Linked DNA regions of Homo sapiens: region 1 is linked to region 2. A link is an interaction called in ENCODE POLR2A ChIA-PET data of the cell type or tissue named here. Cell type or tissue: PC-3. All regions are shown on one strand. Each heading gives the region's core, and the rest is flanking DNA. Links, peaks and the distances in the headings are about the cores only.

Region 1 (5,000 bases), core at 1-5,000, 57 kb after region 2:
TTGAACTCCTGGCCTCAAACAATCCTCCTGCCTTGGCTTCCCAAAGCATTGGGATTACAAGTGTGAGCCACTGTGCCCAGCCTAGCGTCATATTTAAATGTGGTTCTGCCAAAGTGGATTTTGTCCAAAGCTCCAGGAATATCCTCATGATAGAAACTTCCAGAGAGAGTTGGTGTCAAGCATTCAGTATGAGAATAGTATGAAAAGATATTTTCTCCTTTGTTCAAAATGAAACTAACTTATTGGTGTTTTCTGATTGAAACCACCTTTGCAAAGATGATGACAGTGAGAGAAGTCCAGCATGGCTGACTCCATTCTTGCTTCTGGCCTCACAGACTGGCTGCCTTTGCTTTTTCCTGGGCCTAGGGCAGGCTAACCATGGGGAGAATTTAGTTTATAATTTAACTTTGAAACAATGATGATAATAGTCCCTCCCTAAAACTAATGCCCTTCTGGCTCACAGACTGAAAACTAATAAAAGTCCACAAGACTAGGATTATGAGAAGGGTCTGAATTCTAAAATGAAGGTGTAGTTTCTATAATCCCTTACTGCTCAGGAGTCACGTGGCCAGAGGTCACAAGATGTGTCTTCCCCAGTTGCTTCTATAGATAACATCACTATTGTAGCATCTAAGATTGGTCTTTTGAGATGTTTTTCAGACAGCATTCTGGCAACTGACTGACCCCACCCAGACCCATGACTCAACCAGTCCTGTGGCCCCCATCCAGAGGTGGACTCAGCACATGAGGACCATTTTCTATACCCCTATGATTTCATCTCCAACCAATCAGCAGCACCCATTCCCTAGCCCCCTGCCCACCAAATTATCCATAAAAAACCTGGGCTCTGAGTTCCTGGGGAGACTCATCTGAGTGATAACTCCAGTCCTCCTGCTAGGCTGCCCTGCATTAATTAAACTCTTTACTGCAATAACAGGGTCTCAGTGAATTGGTTTTGTCTGTGCAGCAGGCAGGAAGGACCCATCAGGCAATTACATGATTATGAAAGTAACATATACTTCTTATAAAAATGGAAATTCATAAAATATAAGTATAAATTACTTGACATGCCAACTAAACTGAGGAAAAGCTAACATTTCTAGATTTATTCTTTCTGCTCTTTTTTTCCTGCATGCCCACCGTTTTACAAATCATGGAATCATACCATTCATGTGGATTTGTAACCTGCTTTATAGTTTCACAAACTGTATGAAAAACTCATTTAACTCTGGCTTCTGGTTAGGGGAGCTTACTGAAGGAAGACGGCTAGGAATTATTGCTTTATATTTTTAGCAGTTTACTTGATCTAGAGATTATTCATTATGGCTCCAAATTATTATATGAGTAAAGGCCAATTCTAAAAAAAAAAAGTGACTTGAACACAATGGTTTCCCACTTTACTTTTTTAACTTTTAGAAATTATAAGTGTAATGTAAATTGATGAAAAAAATAGAACAAAGGATATAAACTCAAAAATAAAAGAATGCCTCTCACTACTGTCCCCTTCTCCCAATCCCTGTCCTTTCCACTTGTCAGTGGTAATCACCAGTCACAGTTTAAGAAATTATCCATGCATATACAAGCTATTATGTACACATAAATGTACTGCCTCTTTTTTAAAACATAATGGGATCATGTCACGCATGTTGTCAGCAGCCAGTGTTTCCTTTTTTTATCTAACAATATGTCTTGGGCATTTTTTCAAAGAGATTCCTACAGATCTCCTTCATTCTTTTTTAATGGCTGTGGAGTTTCCCACTGAATATTCATGGTTTATTGAAAATGGTTTCCTACCTATGTGCATTTAGTTTGTTTTCAGGTCTTTATGCTGCAAAGTGTATTTTTGTCCATATCCCTTAAAGTTACTTGTTCAAGTCTATTTGTAGATTAAATTCCTAGAACGAGACATTGACGTCCAGCTCACAAACTAACATGGAGTGTTATACTTCTCTGCAACCAAGAGAACTCATTTCGCTTTTTTTTTTTTTTTTGAGTCAGGGTTTCACTCTGTTGCCCAGGCTGGAGTGCAGTGGCACAATCCTGGCTCACTGCAACCTCCGCCTCCTGGGTTCAAGTGATTCTCGTACCTCAGCCTCCTGAGTAGCTGGGATTACAGGCATGCACCACCATGCCTGGCTAATTTTTGTTTGTTTGTTTTGTAGAGACGGGGTTTCACCATGTTGGTCAGGCTAGTCTCAAACTCCTGGCCTCAAATGTTTGGCCTGCCTCGCCTCCCAAAGTGCCAGGATTATACGTGAGCCACTGCGCCTGGCCCCTCATTTCTGGTTTATATTTTTAATAGAGTATTTCATGTAAGTATTACATTATGTAAGCCTCACCATGGCTCACAGTAGACACAGAGAAGGAGATTGGGAGATGGAATGCAAAAGCACTTGAGAGTGTAGGAAGCTAAGGACAGAAATGGCTATGTACATGTGGTGATTTCCAAATGTAAGGTCTGTCTCTGTTGTTTCTCGTAGGGGTGAGGAGGTCTACAACTAGGGAGGTGTGCAGCTTGACAGCTGTAGAATGTTGTTTCTCTCTTCATGTGCAAGACCTTGGAAGTGCCAGGAGATTTGTGGGACATGTTTCCCAAGCAAGAGGGAAAAACCACGCACAATTTTTTAATCATTTAAAAGAAATACAGATATATCCTTTTCATGGGCTGCCCAAACTCCTTAGTGATTTAGGCCTGAATTTAAATCTGTCTCATACACAGTTTACCATAAGTATTGATGAGAGACTCCAATGTGAACTTTTGCCTGATTGGGATCAAAATATAAAACTGGCCATCGCTAAAATAATTTATACTTGAAAAGAAGCTCATTTGATAAAAAAGGTTCTTTAAAACATCTGTTAGCTCAGAGATGGGAAAAAAATTCTACTTGAACTAACTCCAAGCTTTTTTTTTTCTGAGACGGACTCTCACTCTGTCACCCAGGCTGGAGTGCAGTGGCACAGTCTGAGCTCACTGCAACCTCCACCTCCTGGGTTCAAGCGATTCTCCTGCCTCAGCCTCCCAGGTAGTTGGGACTACAGGTGTGTGCCACTGCACCTGGTTACTTTTTGCATTTTTTTTTTTTTTTTAGTAGAGACAGGATCCCACCATGTTGGTCAGGCTGGTCTTTAAACCCTGACCTCAGGTGATCCGCCTGCCTTGGCCTCCCAAAGTACTGGAATTACAGGCGTGAGCCACTGCACCAGACCAACTCCAAGCTTTTTAATATGAGACTAATGACAGAGGGAATTTTTATGACTGGGAGATTTATTATCACATGAGAAAATCAGTCTTCAGTTTTCATGTTGAGTATTGGACTCTCACATCAAACCATCTAAAGTCTTCTTGTGCCTCCATCTCCCACTCTCTGCTTCCAGAAATGCCTTAACGTTTCTTTAGTGGTTGGCAATCAGCTCGGCATCTAAGGTGAAAAAACGAATATAGCCCTGCAGTCTTTCTACTGTCAAGGTAAACCATTTTATATTTATTTATTTATTTATTTATTTATTTATTTATTTATTTATTTTTTGAGATGGTGTCTCGCTCTGTCACCCAGGCTGGAGTGCAGTGGCGTGATCTAGGCTCACTGCAGCCTCTGCCGCCTGGGTTCAAGAGATTTTCCTGTCTCAGCCTCCTGGGTAGGTGGGACTACAGGCGCACGCCAACACGCCCAGCTAACTTTTGTATTTTTAGTGGAGATGGGGTTTCACTGCATTGGTCAGGCTGGTCTCAAACTCCTGACCTCAGGTGATCCATCCTCCTCGGCCTCCCAAAGTGCTCGGATTACAGGTGTGAGCCACCACGCCTGACCTAAACCATTTTATTCTAAAAGGAGAGTTACTTCATGGGACAGTCGTCCCCTCCTCTGTGGTTTTGCTTTCTAAGATTTCCATTACCCACGGTCAACTGCGGTGTGAAAATATTAAATGGAAAATTCCACAAATAAACATTTCATAAGTTAAAAAAAATTGCGTGTTGTTCTAAGTTGATGAAATCTCTTGCCATCCCATTCTGTCCTACCTGGGACGTGAGTCACCCCTTTGTCCGGCATTCCATTAAACGCCCATTAGTCACTGACATCCTCTGCTCCTGACATCTATCAACATTATCATGGCTCCACGATCCAGGATCACCAAAAGCAGATGATCCTTCTTCTGACACAGTGTCAGAAGGTCAGTAGCAGCCTCACAGTACGTCACAGCAGCTGTCATTCACCTCACTTCATCTCATCATGTAGACATTTCATCATCTCACATCAGCACGGGAAGAGTGAGTATAGTGCAAGAAGATCTTTTGAGAGAAGGACCACATTCACATAACTTTTATTATAGTATGTTGTTATTAAATTGTTCTATTTCATTATTATTGTTAATCTCTTGCTGTGCCTAATTTATAAATTAAACTTTATCATAGGTATGTGTGTATAAGAAAAAACATAGTATTTCCAGGGTTTGGTACCATCTGTGTTTTCAGGCCTCCACTAGGGGTCCGGGAATGTATCCCCTGAGGATGAGTGGGGACTAATGCAGTGTGAGCACCGCATTAGGTAGAGACCAATTCTATTTATAAAAGGCTTTATTGTACATTTTATTTTTGCAAGTGGATCCATTTTAACCTGTGGCAAAAACAGACCCGTATTATAATCAGTCTTACGAGTGCATGTGCATCAGTCAAAGTTTAGATTTTATCCTGATGACAACAGGAAGCCCCCCTTGCCGGCAGTGGCCTGATGAGATCTGCAGTCTAGAAAGATAGTCGGACTGCAGGATGGACAGCAGGGATTTGAGGGGGTGACACTGGAGACAGGAAGACCAGCCAGAGGCCACTGTAATCCAGAGAACTAGTGATGAAGACTAGAATAAAAGTTACTGCAGTTAGGGTTAGGAGAGATCTAGGAGGAGGGATCGATGTAGAAGGACATGGTAACTGAATGGAAGTGGAGGGTGAAGAAGAGGTAATAATGAAAGATGGTGCAGCAGATAGTGTTGTTCCTCATGTCCCT
Region 2 (17,101 bases), core at 9,681-14,680:
GTGCTGGGATTGTAGGCGTGAGCCACCACGCCCAGCCAGAGCATTTTCTTCTAGACAGGAAACTATTGTGATCCACCTGGTGAGGATGCTAAGAATCTGCACAAGGATGTTAAGAGTGGAAAAGACAGGAGAGAGTCATAAAAATATTTGGCAGATAAAATAAACAGAGCTCTTTGATGGATTAACTATCCAAAGAGCAAGAGGAAGAAAAAGAAGTAGGAGAGCTAGAAGGGGACAAAGCTGACCCCAAGTTTTATAGGTTAGGTAAGTTGGAGGATAGGTGTGCCCTTACTGGAGTAAGAAATACATGGTAAGGGTCAGATTTAAGGGAGAAGATGATGACTTCAGTTTAGGACATTTGGAACATACCTCATCTCTGTCTTTTTTGCCTTTTGAGTCTTCCCTTCTGTCTTAGTCTGTTTTGTGTTGCTGTAACAAAATACCCGAGACTATATCATTTATAATAAACAGAAACTTATTTGGCTCATGGTTCTAAAGGTGGGAAAGTCTAAGATCAAGGGGCCAGCATCTTGTGAAGGCTTTCTTGCTGCATCATCCCATGGCAGAAGGTGGGAGGGCAAGAGAACACATGAGAGACAGAAGGGGAAGCGGGCTTAACTCATCTTTTTATGAAGATCCTGCTCCTGAGATAACAAAGCCATGCCTGTGATAACGGCATTAATCCATTTCTGAGGGCAAAGACCACATGAGCTAATCACCTCTTCAAGGTACTGTCTCTCAACACAGCTACATTAGGGATTAAGTTTTCAACACATGAACTTTGGGAGATTCAAACCATAGGACTTTCTTAGTGCTGCTAGAATTATCTTCCTAAAATGCAGATCTAATTCATGCCATTCGCCTCAAAATTTTTTGTTAGCTCTTACTAACTACAGAGTAGTTTAGGCATTCAGTCTCCTTGACAGGGATTTGAAGCCCTACACAAGCTGTCTTTGTTTGGTTTCATTGTAATCTTCTAGCACAACAGAATCCACCAAGCAATTTCTCACCTTCTTGCCTTTGCTCAAGCTGTTCTCTCAATCTGGAATGCCCTCCCCAATTTTTCTGTGTATGGAAATCCCACTCATTCTTTAGATTGCAGCTTGCATGCTACATCCTCCATAATGCCTCCTCCCACCACAGTTAGAATCTGTCATTCTTTATTCAATATTTTCACAGCAATTTATGTGTATTTTTCCTTGTATTATAATGCATATGCTCAAACACGCATTTCTTCTATTGGTTAGTAAACTCCTTAAAGCTGGGAAATGTATCTTATTTATTTCCATTCCTTATCAGCTGCCAACACACGATTTTCCATATATTTGTTGCTCATTAAATAATAAATGAAAAAGAGAGGGAGACATTGATCATGGTTAGCGTGGAGGGGGAATCTTGGGGGGAGAAATGGTTGGTAAGGTAGGCTGGGACTTGCTTTAGAATATGTTCAACTGGGATGGAAACTTTGGGCTCTGAAGAAAAGGGATAGGGAATAATGATGAGGGTGGCAATGGATTATGGGTAATGTGAAGGGCTTATATTTAAACAAAGGATCCTGTGATACAAAATCATTCGTGTACACATTTAGCTTCTTATCCACAGGCAGATAAACCAAATTGTTAAGTCCTTCGGCAGGAAATTATTACTCTGCCCATTTAATTGTAACCCCAACTCTTGAATATTTCACTATTGCTGCTACTATGTCTATTGTCTGATGCCATAAAGAGATGGGACCTTGGCTGGGCGCGGTGGCTCACACCTCTAATCCCAGCACTTTGGGAGGCCAAGGCGGGTGGATCACGAGGTCAGGAGATCGAGACCATCCTGGCTAACACGGTAAAACCCCGTCTCTACAAAAAATTAGCAATTCTACAAAAAAAAATTAGTAATTCTACAAAAAATTAGCCAGGTGTAGTGGCAGGCGCCTGTATTCCCAGCTACTCGGGAGGCTGAGGCAAGAGAATGGCGTGAACCCAGTGGGCGGAGCTTGCAGTGAGCCAAGATAGCGCCACTGTACTCCAGCCTGGGCAACAGATTGAAACTCTGTCTCAAAAAAAAAAAAGAGAGATGGGACCTTGACGAATAGTATGGTGATGATCTATGGTGATAATCTATTGCTATGCCCATTTATTTAATTGTAGAAAAGGTGAGCAAGGAGGTATTCATTCTGATTAATAAGATATCTTTGACCCTTAGTTTTTCTTTTCATACATTTTCATCAATCTGTTTTTATATTAAATAGAACAAAGAAAAAATGAAAAATTTTGTCTTTAAACAATTATTTTAATGGGTACATAGTAGGTATATATACTTATGGGGTAGATGAGATAATTTGATGCAGCATGCAATGCATAACAATCACGTCAGGGTAAATGGGGTATCCATCACCCAAGCATGTATCCTTTGTGTTGCAAACAATCCAATTATTCTCTTTTAGTTATTATAAAATGTACAATTAGATTATCATCGACTATAAGACACACTGTTGTGGTATCAAATACTAGGTCTTATTCATTCATTTTTTTTTTTTTTTTTGGTACCCATTAGCCATTCCCACTTCCCCCTAACCCCCTAGAACCCTTCCCAGACTCTGGTAATCATTCTTCTACTCTCCATCTCCATGAGTTCAATTGTTTTAACTTTTAGATCCCACAAATATGTAAGAACATGTCAAATTTGTCTATGTCCAGCTTATTTCACTTAACATAACAATCTCCAGTTCCATCTATGCTGTTGCAAATGATTGGATCTCATTCTTCTTTATAGCTGAATAGTACTCCATTGTGTATATTTACCACATTTTCTTTATCCTTTCATCTGTTGATGGACACTTAGGTTGCTTCCAAATCTTGGCTATTGTGAACAGTGGCGTGAGAAATATGGAAGTGCTGATACCTCTTCAATATACTGATTTCTTTTCCTTTGGGTATATACCTAGCAGTGAAATTGCTGGATCATATGGTGGCTCTATTTTTAGTTTTTTGAGGAACCTCCAAACTGTTCTCCATAGTGGTTGTACTAATTTACATTCCCACCAACAGTGTACTAGGGTTCCCTTTTCTCTACATCCTCACCAGCATTTGTTGTTGCCTGTCTTTTGGATAAAAGCCATTTTAACTTGGGCGAGATGATATCTCATTGTAGTTTTGGTTTGCATTTCTCTGATGATCAGTGATCACTTTTTCATAAACCTGTTTGCCATTTGTATGTCTTCTTTTGAGAAATATGTATTCAAATCTTTTGCCCATTTTAAAATCAGATTATTATAATTTTTTTTCTATGGAGTTGTTTGAACTCCTTATATATTCTGATTACTAATCCCTTGTCAGATGGGTAGTTTGCAAATGTTTTCTCCCATTCTGTGGGTTATCTCTTCACTTTGTTTGTTTCCTTTGGTGTGGAGAAGCTTTTAACTTGATGTGATCCCATTTGCCCATATTTGTTTTAGTTGCCTGTGCTTGTGGGGTATAACTCAAGAAATCTTTGCCCGCTCCAGTGTCTTGGAGAGTTTTCCCAATGTTTTCTTTTAGTTTCATATTTTGAGATCTTAGATACTAGTCTTTAATCCATTTTTATTTGATTTTTGTATATAGTGAGAAATAAGGGTCTAGTTTTATTCTTCTGCATATGGATATCTAGTTTTCCCAGTGCCATTTATTGTAGAGACCATCTTTCCCCCCAAGGTATGTTCTTGGCACCTTTGTCAAAATGAGCTCACTGTAGATGCCTGGACATGTTTCTGGTTCTCTATTTTGTTCCATTGGTCTGTAGGTCTGTTTTTATGCCAGTACCATGCTGTTTTGATTACTACAGCCATGTAGTGTAATTTGAAGTCACATAATGTAATTCCTCTAGTTTTGTTTTTATTGTTCAGGATAGCTTTGGCTATTCTGGGTCTTTTGTGGTTCTATATACACTTTAGAATTTTTTTTTTCTATTTCTTTGAAGAGTGCTGTTGGTATTTTGGTAAGGATTGCATTGAATCTGTACATTGCTGTGGGTAGTATGGACATTTTAACAATATTGATTCTTGCAATCCACAAACATGGAATACCTTTCTTTTTTGTGTCCTCTTCAATTTCTTGCATTAAGGTTTTATAATTTTCATTGTAGAGATCTTTCACTTCTTTGATTAATTTCTAGGTATCATTTTATTTGTAGCTATTGTAAATGGGATCCCTTTTTAAATTTCTTTTTCAGACTGTTTGCTGTTGGCATATAGAAATGCTACTGATTTTTGTACGTTGATTTTGTATTCTGCAGCTTTACTGAATTTATCAGTTCTAATAGTTTTTTGGTGGAGTCTAGGTTTTTTAAAATATAAGGTCCTATCATCTGCAAACAAGGATAATTTAACTTCTTTCTTTCCAATTTGGATGCCCTGTCTTTCTCTTGTCTGATTGCTCTAGCTATGGCTTCCAGTACTATGTTGAATAACAGTGGTAAAAGTAGGCATCTTTGTTGTGTTCCATATCTTAGAGGAAAAGCTTTCAGTTTTTCCCCATTCAGTATGATACTAGCTGTGGATCTGTCATATATGGCTCTAATTATGTTGAGGAGTATTCCTTCTGTGCCCAGTTTTTTGAGGTTTTTTTTTTTTATCATGAAGTGGTGTTGAATTTTAACAATGCTTTTTCCGCATTAATCAAAATGATCATATGGTTTTTGTCTTCTATTCTGTTGATATGATATATTACATTGATTGATTTGCATATGTTGAGCCACGTTTACATTCCTGAGATAAATCCCACTTGGTAATGATGAATAATCCTTTTAATGTGTCATTAAATTCAGTTTGCTAGTGTTTTGTTGAAGATTTTTTCATCAATATCAGTGACATTGATCTTTAGTCTCCCTTCCTCCCCGCTTCTTTCCCTCCCTCCCTCCCTTCCTTCCTTCCTTCTTTCCTTCCTTCCTTCCTCTCTCTCTTTCTCTTTTTCTTTTCCTTCCTTCCTTCCTTCCTCTCTCTTTTCCTTTTGCTTCCTTCCCTCCTTCCTTCCTTGCCACCCTCCCTCCCTCCTTCTTTCTTGTTTTTCTTTCTTTCATGCCTTTGTCTCGTTTTGGTATCAGTGTAATACTGACCTCTTAGAATGAATTTAGAAGTATCCCCTTCTCTCTGTTTCAGAATAGTTTGAGTAGGATTGGTATTACTTCTTAAATGTTTGGTAGAATTCAGCAGTGAAGCCATCATGTCTCAGGCTTTTTTTTGCTGTGGGACTTTTTATTACCACTTTGATCTCGTTACATGTTACTAGTCAAATAACATTCAAGTTATTGGTTCAAGTAACTGGGTTTCTACATGGTTCAATCTTGATAGGTTGTATGCATCTAGAACTTTATCCATTTCTTCTGGATTTTCCAATTTACGGGTATCTAGTTGCTCATAATAGCAACTAATGAGCCTTTGAATTTCTGCAGTATTAGTAGTAATGTTTCCTTTTTCAACTCTGCTTTTATTTATTTGGATCACCTCTCTTTTTTTCTTAGCTAGTCTGGTTAAAGGTTTGTCAAATTTGTTTAGCTTTTCAGAAAACCAACTTTTAATTTCATTGATCTTTTGTATTGTTTTCTTCATTTCAATTTCATGTATTTCTGCTCTAATCCTTATTTCTTTTCTTCTTCAAATTTTGGGTTTAGTTTGCTCTTGCTTTTGTAGTTCTTTAATATACATCATTTGGTTATTTACTTGAAGTTTTTCTTCTTTTTTGATGCAGGCACTTATAGTTATAAACTTCCCTGCTTTTGCTGTATCCCATAGGTTTTGGTATGATGTGTTCCAATTATCATTTGTTTCAAGACATTTTTCAACGTTCTTCTTAATTTCTTCATTGACGCACCGACCATTCAGAAACATATTGTTTGATTTCTATGTATTTGTATAGTTTCCAAAATTCCTCATTATTGATTTCTAGTTTTATTCCAATGTGGTTAGAGGAGATGCTTGATTTTATTTAAATTTATATGTGTTTGTTTCATGAACTAACATATGGTCTATCCTTCAGAATGATTCATGTACTGAGGAGAAGAATGTGTTTTCTATAGCCATTGGATATAATGTTCTATAAATATCGATTAGGTCCATTTGGTCAATAGTGCAGATTAAGTTCAATGTTTAGTTGTTAATTTTCTGTCTGGAAGATATATCCAACGCTGAAGGTGGGATGTTGAAGTCTCCAGCTATTATTGTATTGGGGTCGATGTCTCTCTTTAGCTCTAATAATATTTGCATTATATACCTGGATGCTCCAATGTGTGTGTGTGTGTATATATATATATATATATATGTATATATATTTCAAATTGTTATATCCTCTTGCTGAATTGACCCCTTTATCATTATATAGTGACCCTCTTTGTCTCTTCTTATAATTTTTGAAAACTATTTTGTCTGATATAATTATAATTACTCCTGCTCTTTTTTGGTTTTCATTAGCATGAAATATCTTTTTCCACCCTTTATTTTCAGTCTATGCTTGTCTTCATAGGTGAAGTGTATTTCTTGCAGGCAACAGATCATTGGGTCTTGTTTTTTCATTTGTCTGTTTTAAAATCTATTCAGCTGCTCTATGTCTTTTAATCGGAAAGCTTAGTCCATTTACATTCAGTGTTATTATAGACAAGTGAGGATTTATTCCTGTCATTTTGTTGTTTGTTTTCTGGTTGTTTTGTGGTCTTCCTTCTTTTTTTTTCATTCCTGTCTTCGTTTTAGTGAAGGTGATTTTTCACTGGTGATATGATTTAGTTTCTTACTTTTTATTTTTTGTGTATCTGTTATATGTTTTTTGGTTTGAAGTTACTATGAGATTTGTAAATACTATCTTATCACCCATTTTTTTATTTTTATTTTTTTGAGACAGAGTCTCACTCTGTTGCCCAGGCTGGAGTGCAGTGGTGCAATCTCGCTCACTGCAACCTCCAACTCCCGGGTTCACACCATTCTCCTGCCTCAGCCTCCCGAGTAGCTGGAACTACAGGTGTCCACCACCACACCCAGCTAATTTTTTGTTATTTTTAGTAGAGACGGGGTTTCACTGTGTTAGCCAGGATGGTCTCGATCTCCTGACCTCATGATCTGCCCGCCTCGGCCTCCCAAAGTGCTGGGATTACAGACATGAGCCACCGTGCCCGTCCATCACCCATTATTTTAAACTGGTAACAACTTAACACTGTTAGCCTAAAAAATCAAACAAGCAAACAGAAAACTAATAAAGACTCTACACTTTACCTTCATCTCCCACTTTTTAACTTTTTGTTGTTTCTATTTATCTTCTATATTATCTATGTCTTGAAAAGTTGTTGTAGTTATTATTTTTAATTGGTTCATCTTTTAGTCTATTTAATATGAGAATAGTTTACATATCAGTTACAGAGTTATAATATGCTGTTTTTTTTCTGTGTATTTACATTACCAGTGAGTTTTGTACCTTCAGATGATTTTTTTTATTGCTCATTAACATCCTTTTTTTCCTGATTAAAGAACTCCCTTTAGCATTTCTTGTAGGACAGTTCCATTGTTGATAAAGTCCCTCAGCTTTTTTCTGGGAAAAATCTTTATTTCTCCTTCATGTTTGAAGGATATTTTCACCAGATACACTATTCTAGGGTAAAAGTTTTTTTTTTTTTTTTTTTTTTCCTTTAGCTCTTTAAATATGTCATGCCACTCTCTCTTGGGCTGTAAGGTTTCCACTGAAAAGTCTGCTGCCAAACATATTGGAGCTCCATTGTATGTTACTTGTTTCTTTTCTCTTGCTGCTTTTAGGATCCATTCTTTATCTTTGACCTTTGGGAGTTTGATTTTTAAATGCGTTGAGGTAGTCTTCTTTGGATTAAGTTCACTTGGTGTTCTATAACCTTCTTGTACTTGAATGTTGGTATCTTTCTCTAGGTTTGGGAAGTTCTGTGTTATTTTCCCTTTGAATAAACTTTCTACCCCTATCTATTTCTCTACTTCTTCTTTAAGGCCAATAACTCTTAGATTTGCCCTTGTGAGGCTTTTTTTCTAGATCTTGTAGGAATGTTTAATTCTTTTTAATTCTTTTTTATTTTATCTCCTCTGACTATGTATTTTCAAATACCCTGTCTTCAAGGTCAACAATTCCTTCTGCTTGATCAATTCTGCTGTTAAGAGATTCCGTTGCATTCTTTAGTATGTCAATCACATTTTTCAGCTCCAGAATTTCTGCTTGATTCTTTTTATTTCCATCTTTGCTAAATTTGTCTGACAGAATTCTGATTTCCTTCTCTGTGTTATCTTGAATTTCTCTGAGTTTCCTCAAAACAACTATGTTGAATTCTTTGCCTTCAAGGTCACTTATCTCTGTTGCTCCAGGATTGATCTTGGTGCCTTACTTAGTTCATTTGGTGCGGTCATGTTTTCCTGGATGATCTTGATGCTTGAGGATGTTCAACAATGTCTAGGCATTGAAGAGTTAGGTATTTATTTTAGTCTTTGTAGTCTGGGCTTGTTTGTACCTATCCTTCTTTGAAAGGCTTTCCAATTCTTTGAAGGGACTTGAGTGTTGTGATCTAATTTGTATCTGCATTACGGGACTCCTCCAGCCCAATAATGCTATGGTTCTTGCAGGAGGTAGAGGTACCGCCTTGGTGATCTTGGATAAGATCCAGAAGAATTCTCTGGATTACCAGGTAAATACTTTTGTCTTCTTCCCTTACTTTCTCCCAAACAGAGTCTCTGTGTGTGTTCTGAGCTGCCTGGAACTGGGGATAGAGTGACATAAGCAACCCATCGCACTACCACTGGGACTACACTGGGTCAGACCTGAAGCCAGCACAGCACTGGGTCTTGCCAAAGGCCTACTGTAACTACTGCCTGGCTCTACTTATGTACTTATGTTTGCTCAGGGCCCTAGGGCTGTACGATCATCAAGTGAAGCTAGCCAGGCTTATGTCCTTCCTTTCAGGTCAGTGAGTTCCCCCAGGACCCAGGCAGGCCCAGAGATGCTCTTCAGGAGTCAGGGCCTGGAGTCAAAAACTTTAGAAATCTGCCTCATGCTCTCTTCTACTGTGGCTAAGCTGGTGCTCAAGCCACAAAACAAAGTCCTTCCCACTTTTCCTTTCCCTTTGCACAGGCAGGGGTGCCTCTCTCCATAGCCACCACTACCATCACGTGCCCACAATATGGTGGGTACCGCCAGGTGACTGCTGATGTTCCCTTAAGGCCCAAGGGCTCTTCAGTCAGCTTGTGGTGAATGCTGCCTGGCCTGGGACTCACCTGTCAGGGCAGTGGGCTCCCCTTTGGCCCAGGGCAGGTCCAGAAATGCTGTCCATGAGCCAATGTCTAGAATCAGGAACCTCAAGAGCCTGCTTGGTGCTCTACCCCACTGTGGTCAAGCTGGTACCTAAGGTTCAAGACAAAGTCCCCTTTTGTTTTTCCCTCTGCTTATCTCAAGCAGAAGGAATCTCTCACAGTAGGCACCACAGCTCAGAATGTTCTGGGTCTTATCTGAAGCCAGCAAATCTCAGTCTCACCCAAAGTTCTTGATGTACTATCTGGGTATCGCTGCTGGTTATGCAGGACCCAAGGGATCTTTAGTCAGCAGGTGATGAATGTTGCCAGGAATGGCTCCCTCTCTTCAAGGCAGCAATTTCTTTCTGGCCCAGGATGTGTCTAGAAACGTCCGTGAGCTAGGGCCTGGAATCGGCGCCTTATGACTCTGCCCAGTGCCCTGTGCTACTGTGGCTGAACTGTTATCCAAGTTACAAGACAAAGCCCTCATTTCTCTTCCCTTTTCTCTGCTCAAATGGAAGGAAGTGGTCCATTTTGGAGCTGTAAGCTGTACTGCCTGGGGTTGGTGGAGGGTTGGCATGGGCACTCCCTTAGCTGCCCTGGCTGGTGTCTCAGTAGGTCGTATACCCTCTAAGTTCACTGGTTTCAAGTCCAGCACAGCACTAAGACTTGCCATTCTTGTGGCCTAAGCTGCCTTTTGAGTTTATTTAGGATTTCTGAGCGCTTTAGCTCACAATGGTGTGTCTTGCCTGAACTCAAGTTCCGACCACTTGGATAGGCAATTCCCCTCTGGCTAGGGCTGTTCTAAATGCTGCCAGCATGAGTGGGCATCTGTTGAGTTCAGCCTAGTTTTGTTTTCCACTGTAACAAGGCAGCACTGAGGTCAGTGCAGGGTCCCACAATCGCTGTGCTCTCACTCCCCCAAGTACACAGATCCTGCGTGCCACGTGGCCGCTGCTGGGGGCTGGGGAGGGATGGTCTTGGCAATTTAAGACTGTCTTTTCTACCCTCTTCAGTGCCTTTTTCAGTAATATGAAGTTAAAACCAGGTGCTGTGATTGCTCACCTGATTTTTGGTCTTTATGAAGGTTTTGTGTGTGTGTGTGTGTGTGTGTGTGTGTGTGTGTGTGTAGTTGTTAAATTTGGTGTTTCTGGTGGGGGAAAAAGAGGACGATTGGTGAATGCTTCTATTCGACCAGCTTGCTCCACCCTTGAAAAATATTGTCTTTTAATATGAATCCTAGAATAATAAAATTGATGACCTTCCTTCTGGGTGGTCCCACACATACATATTTATTATGTTTCTATCTTTATTATGTATGTACCTATGCATTCTTTATATATACATTCTATGTATCCATGTGGCCATCCTATCCATCAGTCCATCTTTATCCCAATCTTCCATTAATAATACAACTGCTAGTTGTGTGTCAAAGATGGGAAGAAACAGAGAAAACCCCTATGCTGAATATTTTAATTTTCAATTATCTGTTATGAGTGCACCTACTCCTTGTCCAGCCCCATATTCCTGGGGGAGTTATATGCACAGAGAAGATGTCAGACAAATGTAATCTTTTTATTCCTAGTTGGAGTATGGCTCACAACCCCTTTCATGGTGAGTTTGGACCTAAGAGAGCCACTGGGATGCCTTTTGCTTGGGCTTGAGGCTGCCTGCAGAGGCCTGGGTGGTAACTTGTCCCTATCAGCCCTGTTTTGGCTCTCATATGGCTTTCCTAGGTCAAAGAGGCTATGGTGGAAGGCAGTGCACAACCCTCTCCAGTGGCTTCTCCCTAAAAAGTCCTAGAAGAGCTACATCCCATCAGAGAAATAACACACCCCCAATATGGGAGGACTCTAAAGAGGCCCTGCTACATGAATGAGAAGGCTTTGCCTGCCTCTTAATGTGCCAACTCCTCCATTTCTTAGCATCATGACACAGTGCTGTCCTTGGCTCTGCCCAAGACCATCAGTCCTTCTCAAGAGTAGGGGGCCAGGAGTGGAGGGGAAGTGCGCTGAGTTAACCCAGCAGGGTGGATGGGTAACCAACATTGACCTGGAGGCTAAAGACATGGCAACATTCACACCAAATATGATCATTGTATTGGATACCACTTGTTCCCCATCTCACAGACTCACCTTATTCTACCTTTTGTTGTAGCAACCAGCTCGGGTCAGATGTCATTGACAGGACCTCCTCTTGGCTTCACCAAGTCGCTCTTGCTGCCTGCCCAGGGCTTCTTTGCCACCTCAATATTTAGTGTATTCTTTCATTATGTTAAAACTAAATAAAATGTTTCATTATACCTGCTATAAGAAACCATTTACTCTTCTACAGAAAACATATGAAAAGTGGTTGTCAGAGCTCAGTGGTCACAGTGGCACTGGTGACTTTGAGGAGGCTGGAAGCAATTGGGATGGGAAATGGAGGGAGCAGAGTTGGAGAGATGAAAGTGGGCAGGGCAAAGCCTCTCTATCCATCTGGCAAACCCCTAACTCATCAAACCAGATCAAACAGTTCAGTAAAATATGTTTAAGCCACCCTCAAGACGACTGCAGGCATTCCAAGCATGGAGAGTTAGCTCTAACCAGACAAGGAAAACTTTAAGCCGGGCGCAGTGGCTCGCGCCTGTAATCCCAGCACTTTAGGAGGCCAAGGCAGGAGTATCACTTGAGGTCAGGAGTTCAAGACTGGCCTGGCCAACATGGTGAAACTGCGTCTCTACTAAAAAATATAAAAATTAGCTGGATATGGTGGCATGCATCTGTAATCCCAGCTACTCGGGAGGCTGAGGCAGGAGAATTGCTTGAACCTGGGAGGTGGAGGTTGCAGTGAGCCGAGATCATGCCACTGTACTCCAGCCTGGGAAACAGAATTGAGACTCTGTTTCAAGAAAGAAAAAAGAAGAGAAAAACTTTAGATCTCCCAACCTTTGAAGTGAGCAGAAAAATCTTTTTAGTCATTCTTTTCCCTTCACTGAGCCTGTTGTGACTTGAAAATATTGAGGTGCCATTTTTGCTGTAACTGCCTTACAAGGATTCTGCCTTGCAACCATCTCTTTCAAAAGGCTGACTTTTTCTTGTTTACAACAAGTTGTAGAATCATAGTTGATTATATGTTATATTAGAGTGGGAAGGGGCCTTAGAGATCATTTAGTTCAGCGCCTCTTTTCATAAGATGCTTAACGGTATGTCTTAATCACAGCCCTAGTTTGTGTCTGAGCCAGGTTTGTAACTCAGGTAGCCTGACTCCAAGTAATCCAAATTTTCTCACTATACAGGGTAAAAAACCACCTATAAAGAATTGTGTAGGGGGAAATGATTTTGAAGTGTGAATTGAAGCAGATTCTCTGCTCCAGGTTTATAATTCTACTGAAAACCAAGAACTAATGAACTAATACTTAGCTGTATGAGAAAGGAATTCCAGGGGAATATAGCAATTGGTTTTTCTTTTCCCTTTTGCACCTCCTATCAGTGTGAGCAGGATCTGAATTTTCCTGTTTTACAGATTCAACTACAAAGAAAGAATTATGAACAGAAACTCTACTACTTCATAAAGAAGAAGAGGCCTTGATTAAGAAATAACCCTTCAGATGTTGTACAGGGAAAAACGGGGTGCCCCAATTTCTGGGAGTCACCCCACTTCACTTACCCTGGGGCCTGTTTTACAGGCATTTGCCTGCTTAGTTAATTGTAGTTATTCCCAAAATAAACCCCATTTTGTGTGGGACTCTTCTATTCTGAGGGAATGATGTAAGCAAGAATATTGGCTGGAGTATCTTGAATATCTGTGATAGATGGCTCCTTAGAATGAATCTTAAATCTCCAAGGGACTCCTTTTATCTTGTGATTTTGCTCACAGGTTCTAAGCTGCTGCTGGGAAGGGTTCCAGTTCTATATTCTCTGTCTTCTGGAAGCACTGATGAAATCACTCAGCTGCTACCCGCTTCCATCTCTCACTAAGCACCTCTTGGCTCTCCTTCGTCCCCACAGACTGAAGGCATGGAGGTGACTAATGAGATGTGTCTTCCCCTTCAAATTGTTCACAAGCCCCACATGACCTTTGGCAGGCAGGGGTTCTACTGTGGTGTTTCTGACTGTGGATAAGGGGACATATGTGCTCACCATGGTTTGCTATTTCTCCTTGCTCTCCTGTGACCGGTGCGGCAGCTCAGTTAAATGGTCAGGCATGGTTCATTGGTGGCCCCCAAACAATCCATCAGCAGTGGACACATTATAGAAAACATGGCTTTGAGTCTTAGCTTAAACTATATTTATGTAGCATGACAGTAGGAGAAATATCTAATTGTGCTTGGATTAAAATTCAATCAAAGGCCTCATGACTGGCTTGGAGATGCCGGGGTCCACACACCATGTTTTCCAGAGAAGTCAAGATGAGAGAGGATGTGGTCTGTTCTGTCATGAACAGTTCTGTTTCCAGACCATTTCTCAAAGTCACTGAAGGCCCATTTCTGGGGAAATGATTACTAAACTGATGATTATTTTCTTTGTATTGCTGGCTATTCTCAACTTCAGGGAAAATGTAAGGTAGCTGTGGAGTTTAAGGAAAAAAGAATGTGTACACAAAATGAGAAGCCACACCTGCCTGTAGCACTAGCAAAAATCAAAGAAGTCTGCCTTATTTTAACATTTTCAATAAACACCAGCCACCTCAACACAAAATTAGTATTTGAATCAAATTAACGTATTTGACTCAATCACCTAAAAAATAGCTATTGGATGAAAAAATAAAAGAGAAAATAGTGTCTAATTAGTGACTGGCCATTTTCAAAGTGGCTTCTCCTACATTATCTCATTTTTAAAAAAGTAAATTTGATCTTTTTAAATGTTAGAGTGAAGTGGTTCACAATTGCTTGAAATAAGCAAAGGACATTATATTTATAAGCATGCAAATTACAAACCAGGCAAAACAGTCTCTTCTGCTGCTTTATATATTTTTGTCAACCATCATAGATTCATGGAAAGGTCTCAAATAGATAGAACAAAATGGATTTTAAAAAATTGTTTGAACTTAGCGTGTTTTTCATTTCTTTCTCTCTCTGTCTTTGGTCTCAGTTTCTTTCTCTGGTACCTTCCCTTGAAAGGTGAACTATTATTACTTGCATTTGGATAGATTATTATTTAGTTTGCAAAACATACCATTTTTCCACTCATTAAAATCTCATAGTTGCCCAACTTCATTAAGATAAATGGAATTATTCATCTGTTTTCCCCCCTTTGGCTATGGGGTCAATGAAATGATGTTAAGCAGGAGAGGATAGGGCTGGCAAACACTTTTAAATGTCACTAAGTAATTTCAGGAAGGAGCTGGCCTGCCACTGTCCTGAATGATGGATATGCTCTCAACCTTAATGGCCATTAATGATGTACATAATAACAGTTTGCATTATAACCATCGCTGTTCAACACTTGAATTTTGTGACAGTTATAACCAGGAGTGGACACTTCTGAAATCTGATTAAAATACACAGAGAAGTAAAAAACAGAACAAAGCAAGACATAACCCTGAGACCAACAAGCAGCCAAGGATGGCAAACCAAAAAAGAAAAAGAAACAAGAGTATAGCCAACCTTTTTTTTTTTTTAATTAGAGTATATTATACTTTCAAACTGGATACACTAGAAATTGGCAATGCAACATAAGATGCAAAGGAATATACCAGTTACTGTCAAAATGACCCTGTACAGCCTCGTAATGCAAAAAGCTTTATACAATACAAATTTTCAGTAATGTACACAAACCTTGACAGTATGATCATCTGAACATAATATGAAGAGTTAAAAAAAGGATAGAAGAAAGAAAGTGCTGAGAACCCTAACTGCATTACTATATGGAAAAATAAGCTAGTTTTCATTGAAGAATGCATAGTGACAACAATTGAAGTTAGTTGGTAGGTGAATTTCTCAAAGATGTTAGTGTTTTATACGGAAAGGATATCTATGGAATACATCCTTCCCTGAGTATCAAACTGCAAACCAAATTCAGGGGTACATATTTTCTAGGGTGGAGTCTGAAAAATGCTGTAGATTTTTTTCTTTATTAATAACAATAATAATATAAAAAGTCAAACAAACTCCAAACACACCTTTTCTCACTCAGAAAACTTTTATAATTTACCAGAAAGATTGATGACTCTTTCCAAAGTGCTAAAAAAGTTGCCCAATTATATTAAGCATTACTAAGTCATTCAAATACAAGTTCAGTGGCAAGCAGTGAAATGCATGGCATTTGAGCAGTAAACGTCTCCTTCCTTCACCTCCTCTCGTTCTTGAAAGTTTCAACCCTAGACCTCCTATTGCACAAGTGGCATGCTGTAAAACCTATAGTCTGAATTGTCAGGGCCACCCTTTCAGGTTTTTAACCTGCTGGTGCTTAAGTGTGATTCGCCTTTTCTACCAGCCTCTGTGGGACTACTTTAGCCCTCTTTCCTGTCATCACTGAACTTGTAGTTTTGAAAACACATTATTAGCCAAGTGGCACATTCTCCATTATATGGGGATAAAGACATGACTTGAAAACAAAACAAAACAAAACAAAAAACCAACCCACCCATAAGCCCAGTATTCTTGGAGTGTATTGTCCATAACTATCTATAGTGTCTTTTACTGAGACATTGACGTGGCGAGGTTGAACATCGTTTCAAACCTGGCCAAGAGCAAAGGTCTCTGCTGGAGAATGACTGAGGGTTTGGGAGCTTCCCGCTCCCTGTGGGCATCTCCTTAGTGTAAACAGGTTTGCCAGGGCACCAAGTAGGCTCCCCATCCATGGCGGGATGACTGGCAAAGGGAGGTGTAGCACACCTACTAGGTGTGGGGAAGAGGGGCTGGCGTGGAGGGGACTGAGGAGACCATGGTGTGGACAGACAGTACAGTCTTCTGGCTTCCTGTAGAACTGTACTAATTTCCAGGGAGCTTTCAGCAAAGCAAACTGACTAGAGGAAGAACATTAGGGATGCTTTTATTTTCCCCTGGTGAAACAGATTTTAAAAAACCCCAACTCTTAGGATAACACATGATGGAAAACAGCAACACAGTAAGAAAATGTTCCTCCTGTACACCAGTTCTCCAATAGATAAATAATATATAAACTTTTATATTCCAAACTTCCCATTATTATACAAAGAACATTTCTTCCTGCTCTTTCAGCCTGTTTCATACTGGAAATTCTGTTGTTTTAAAAATACAAGCAATGAACATATTCAGCCAAAGATTTTTTTCCTTTTTTCTTTTTAAATCACCCATTACTTTTTAAGATTAGCAAAGAGCTTTACAACCAACCCACACCTGCTTCCTGCTGCAATAAAGTGCTGCACATAAATTGCCATTTTAATGACCACAAAATAAGAGCTTTTAAATAAGTATAAAGTTAGCCTCCTAGCAGGTTACATCTACCAGGCGTTAACAAAATGGAATACAGAATTACTAATAACATGGAGGATACCACGATTAGCCAGAAGATCGGCAAAACACAATGGAAACTTGTCAGGGGCATAAACTGAACCATAGGACTAAACAGCACCTTTTTGTTGCGTCATTATATGTCAAAGAGGTTGTGGCTAAATCTTCAAACATACAGTCTACTCATTCCATAAAAAAGGTACATTTTCTTCCTTTTATTTTACTTTTTTTTTTTCAGATGAGAAACAAAAACTAGTGCAAGACCATAGCACTGTGCAAAACTGCCATTTCTTTTTTTTAGTCTGAGCATTTATACCCAGAATTTATCCAAACCCCTTTTAATCTCCTTGGCTGGATTTATCAACCATAAATTTTTTCACCCATACATTTCTTTTTCCTGCAAACAAATGGTAACCACTGAATTAATACATCTCATATAT

What was found. ChIA-PET counts read pairs that join two places held together with the same protein. Peaks named below come from ENCODE experiments on the same cell type or tissue, not always from the same donor. Only the 100,000 strongest peaks of a DNase experiment are listed, where the experiment ranks them.
Region 1: POLR2A ChIA-PET joins it to region 2 with 5 read pairs; 2 of 35 experiments call an interaction of 5 or more read pairs at or near these places.

The regions. Positions count from the first base shown.
Region 1 is chr4:145,809,019-145,814,018 of GRCh38, forward strand. All of the region lies in intron 8 of ZNF827 (zinc finger protein 827), which reads right to left. Among named protein-coding and RNA genes, the nearest start is that of ZNF827, 130 kb to the right of the region's middle. RefSeq lists an enhancer at 1-165. In PC-3, for the core only: a CTCF peak has its summit at 4,505; a DNase peak (open chromatin) is centred at 4,053; H3K27ac peaks cover 2,981 bases.
Region 2 is chr4:145,742,803-145,759,903 of GRCh38, forward strand. It overlaps ZNF827 (zinc finger protein 827), which reads right to left. Exons shown (of 15, transcript NM_001306215.2): 15 at 14,825-17,101. It also overlaps a transcript of C4orf51 not described here. Among named protein-coding and RNA genes, the nearest start is that of C4orf51, 71 kb to the left of the region's middle. In PC-3, for the core only: no CTCF peak of the experiment used is centred there; no DNase peak of the experiment used is centred there.